Linked DNA regions of Homo sapiens: region 1 is linked to region 2. A link is a loop called in an ENCODE intact Hi-C map of the cell type or tissue named here. Cell type or tissue: IMR-90. All regions are shown on one strand. Region 1 overlaps LOC105378847 (a long non-coding RNA gene). Region 2 overlaps LRRC8D (leucine rich repeat containing 8 VRAC subunit D).

What was found. Hi-C counts contacts between places; a loop is a spot of excess contacts. Peaks named below come from ENCODE experiments on the same cell type or tissue, not always from the same donor. Only the 100,000 strongest peaks of a DNase experiment are listed, where the experiment ranks them.
Region 1: it touches region 2 in a loop (8-fold over the local background); 4 of 110 quality-filtered maps call a loop at or near these places.

What each region holds. Positions count from the first base shown.
Region 1 is chr1:89,977,932-89,980,431 of GRCh38, reverse strand. The region is part of intron 2 of LOC105378847 (a long non-coding RNA gene); the gene reads right to left. Among named protein-coding and RNA genes, the nearest start is that of ZNF326, 16 kb to the left of the region's middle. In IMR-90, no CTCF peak of the experiment used is centred here; a DNase peak (open chromatin) is centred at 1,491; H3K27ac peaks cover 207 bases.
Region 2 is chr1:89,919,220-89,921,719 of GRCh38, reverse strand. The region is part of intron 2 of LRRC8D (leucine rich repeat containing 8 VRAC subunit D); the gene reads right to left. Among named protein-coding and RNA genes, the nearest start is that of ZNF326, 75 kb to the left of the region's middle. In IMR-90, no CTCF peak of the experiment used is centred here; no DNase peak of the experiment used is centred here.

The DNA of each region.
Region 1 (2,500 bases), 59 kb before region 2:
TCTCTACATTGAGAAAATTCTTATTGAGGCTAAAATGAAATATTTTAAAAATCTCAAAATAGTTTGCCCTCAAAATCAATGAATGCCTAGATAAGGATAATGAGATATCCACATAAAAACTATTTAAAAATAAAAAATGTGGTTAAGATGAACTATCTGGTTATTATACATCTATTAATAGCATAAAACATTGGCATTAAAAAAATATTGGAGGCTGGGTGTAATCTTAGCACGTTGAGAGGCTAATATTGGAGGTTCACGCCTGTAATCCCAGCACTTTGGGAGGCCAAGGTGGGCGGATCATGAGGTCAGGAGTTCAAGACCAGCCTGGCCAACATAGTGAAACCCCATCTCTACTAAAAATACAAAAAAATTAGTCGGGCATGGTGGCAGGCACCTGTAATCCCAGCTACTTGGGAGGCTGAGGCAAGGAGAAATGCTTGAACCTGGGAGGCGGAGGTTGCACTGAGCCAAGATAGCACCACTGCACTCCAGCCCAGGCAATAGTGTGAGACTCCATCTTAAAACAAACAAAAAAAGGTTTAAGATAGCATTTAAATTTCAGAGTCACTACATGAGGACACATAAATACAGCAAATTATGTTATCAAAGGCAATAAGAAAAAGGCATGTTTTGATTGATCCAACACTTTAATTAATACATAGTTGACAATTTTCAAGGAATTGAAATTTTGTATGAGTTCAGTATTAAAACTAGACTGACCTAATTTAACCTATCATGCTCTCTCTCTTTTTTTTTTAGATGTTTCCAAAAATAATTCATGGACCTTATTAAAATTGAAAACGTTGCTCTTTGGAAAACATTGTTAAGAAAATTAAGAGGCAAGCCACAGATTGAGAAAAACATTTGCAATGCACTCATTTGACAAGGTACTTGTATCTAGATTATATAAAGACCTCTTTCCACCTGGAGAAAAACTATAAACGAAAATCATATGGGCCGGGCGCAGTAGCTCACAGCTGTAATCCTAGCAGTTTGGGAGGCCAAGGCTGGTGGATCACCTGAGGTCAGGAGTTCGAGACCAGCCTGGCCAACATGGTGAAACCCTGTCTCTGCTAAAAATACAAAAATTAACCAGGCGTGGTGGTGTGCACCTATAATCCCAGCTACTCAGGGGGCTGAGGCAGGAGAATCGCTTGAACCCAGGGGCAGAGGTTGCCGTGAGCCGAAATCGTGCCACTTCACTCCAGCCTGGGCGAAAGAGTGAAACTCCGTCTCAAAAATAAATAAATAAATAAAATAAAGAAAATCATACTAATAAAAGTCAAATATTAAAAGAAAATATAAAAGACAAAAAAGAACCCTTACTACTCAGTAATAAGATGACAACAACCTACTGTTTTTAAATGGCAACATATTTGAACAGATACATCATAAAATAAGACATACCAATGGTCAAAAGCTCTTGAAGAGACACTCAACATCATTAGTCATCATTGATATGCAAACTAAAGCCACAATCATATATTACCATCCATCCAATAGAATGACTAAAACTAGAAATATATAATAGCTGGAACTCTAACACACTGCTGATAGGAATGTAAATGGTACGACCACATTGGAAAACAATTTGTCAGTTTCTTATAAAGTTCATAGGGAAGACAAATTAACACATATGTCTACATAAAGACTTCTGCACAAATGTTCATAGCAACTTTATATGTTACCAAAATGGAAACAATATACATATCCATCAATGAGTGAATGGATAAATAAATAGTGATTCATCTGTACAAGATAATACTATGCAGCATTCAAAAGAAATGAACCGGACCTACACGGTGGTTCACACCGGTAATCCCAGCACTTTGGTAGGTTAAGGCAGGCCAATTGCTTGAGCTCAAGAGTTCGTGACCAGCCCAGGCAACATAGTAAAACCCAGTCTCTACAAAAGATACAAAAAACAAAAAAATTAGCTGGGCCTAATGGGCGAGCTTGTAGTCCCAACTACTCGGGAGGCTGAGGTGAGATGATTGCTTGAGTTCAGGAGGTTGAGCCACTGCACTACAGCCTGGGTGACAAAGTGAGACCTTGTCAAAAAAAAAAAAAAAAAAAAAACTATTGATAAAAGCAACTGCATGGACAAATCTGAAAAACATTAAGCTGAGTGAGAGAAGCCAAACTCAAAAAAGCACATACTATATAATTTTTCTTACATGAAATTCTCAAAAATGTAAACTAGCCTATAGTAACACAAAGTGGAGCAACAGCTACGTGGGGCTGAGGATGGGTGTGATGTTGACTGTAAAGGGGAACGAGGGAACTTTTTAAGGTGATGGAAATTTTCTATAGTTTGACTGCAGTAGAGGTTAAATGAGTGCATACATTTGTCAAAACTCATCAAACTACAGCTGTTCATGGTTTCAGTTTATTGTACATAAGCTATATTTCAACAAAGTTAACTTTCTAAAAAGCAATAATAGTTACCTTTTTTCTTTTTTGGTGGGGGGGCGGGGGTGGAGTTTTGCTCTTGTCA
Region 2 (2,500 bases):
TTTAAAAATTAGCCGGGCTTGGTGGCAGATGCCTGGAATCCCAGCTGCTCAGGAGGCTGAGGAAGAAGAATTGCTTGAAGTTGGGAGGCGGAGGTTGTAGTGAGCTGAGATTGTGCCATTGCACTCCAACCTGGGCAACAGAGCAAGACTCTCTCTCTCTCAAAAAACAAAACAAAACAAAACAAAACAAACAAACAAAAAAAACCTTTAAAAGTTTATCTGCACTAGGAGGTCTTAGTACCCCTATTAAAAGAAGGAAGCCAAATGGCTTTGAAATATTATTTAAATAAGAATTTAATGTATAAAGAAGCAAATGGCTTGATTAATGTAATCAATATAACACTCAATTATACTTAGTTTTTCTTTTTTGTTGTTTTTTTTGAAATAGGGTCTCACTCCAGTTGTCCAGGCTAGAGTGCAGTGGCGTGATCTTGGCTCACTGCAGCCTTGACCTCCTGGGCTCAGGTGATTCTCCTACCTCAGCCTCCCGAGTAGCCCAGCTAATTTTTTGTATTTTTTGTAGGGACAGGGTTTCACCATGTTGCCTAGGCTGGTCTTGAACTCCTGGACTCAAGTGATTCATCCGCCTTGGCCTCCCAAAGTGTTGGGATTACAGGCATGAGCCACCACATCTGGCCTGTAATTTTTCATGTAGGCATGAATTAACTACCCAATCAAATATCAACTTTCACTTTCTTTCTGCAGGGAAAAAAGTTAGCCCTCTTGGTCAACCTGGGCAAATGGAGAACATGCAAGAGACTTACGAGGATCAAATTCTCAAATCTTTCATTGAAATAAATCAAATGAGAACAAACTAAAGTTTATAATGAGCTACACCATCTCTACAACAAGCCTTCCCTAACACTCAACAGACACGTAAGCACATATGTGTATGTACACACAGATACTCACACAGCACACCCAAATCAGTTATCAAAAATTTATACAGTTAAAGAAAATAAAAAATGCTTCAGAAGCAATAGGGGAAAAAGGAATGATTTAGTTTTTTTTTTTTTTTTTTTCCCAATAGGCCTCTGTATTACTGTATTATTTAAGTGTTAATAGTTATGGGTATTACAAGTATACAATATACTCTATAGCTGATATAATTCTATATAGAAACGAAACGTAAGTCACTGGTGTCACTCCCTCTTAAAAGATTATGATAAGAAATTAAACTTTTAAAATAGCTCCTTTCTAATGCTATTTTGGTTTAGATATCAAAAATAACTGAAACAATTTTTTTACATAAAAAATCTCAAGATTTAAAAAAACACTCCTTATATAAAACTTATCAATCTCAGATTTCACATTAGGCAAAAACCACCCATTTTGCTAACCACCAAAAGCTTTTTATAAATCCATTTAACACTTAAAAGGACTATAGAAAATTCATAACTTGTGAAATATAAAAAGAACTTTACACAAATTACATGTTAATGTCTCTTTTAGGATTTCTTCCTAGTGTAGTGCTATTCACAGAGCAAATTTGCCTCAGAACTAAGGAACATAACTCTAAATATGTTAATAGGTCTAAAGCAAAATATCTTAGGAATTAACAAAAATGTGTTAGTACACTGCTGTGAATTTGTTTTTACTTCTAGCTCTCAATTCTAAAAGTCAAGGCCCACATTTGAGGGCTTACAAATGAGATTTTATTCACAGAACAATAAAAAAGAGGCTCTAAAATCAATGGCTTCCACATTTTATTCCATACAATCTCAGTTTCTTCTACAAGCTATCACCAGCATTCCCTTAAATCATGAACTCAGGCCAGCAGAATTTCACAAGAGCTTCAGTATCTATAGACCCCACTTAGTGTACCCTCTACTAGAAACTTTAACAAATAATTATGGAGTTTTTGCTATAGGGTTCTGGGGATTAAAAAGGGAAATAATTTTTTAAAAAATTAAAAGCTGTCCTTACTGAGAAAGCAACTTAGAGGAAACATAAAAAGAGCAAGGGATAATGACAATAGTTTCATTAGTCCCTAAAACAGTCTGGCAGCTAAGAGACCTTAATAAAGGCTCCAGAGAAAGTCATCCCAAACTGAGTGAAGAATTTGGTTCAACTTTATCGCCTAACTTCATCCAGTTTATGAGACAGTTAGTAGGATTTGTAATGGGAGCTTTGCTTGCATTTTTAAATTCCCTGCTTCTTTCCATCTGCAAAATGGACATCTTAGATTAAACTTGACCATTTTCCTTTTAAGTTTACTGACATTTAATAGTATTTCTTCTAGCATATACCTGGCATAGCATATCCCTGACACCCAAGCAGCTTTCCATGGTCCCAGGAAGTTGCCACATTCTTTTCCAGTTACTTTTTGGGACCAAAAGAACCTCTGATCATAAACCCATAAATATCTGCTCTGGTGACAGACAGCTGGGAGCCTGTCAGTCCTTATTCCTGGTTTGGTACAGATTGCTGGAAAAGAACCTGAGTATCTTGCTCTGGTGCTTACCTCACTAACCCTCAAAAAGTTCTCAAAGTTAGTATG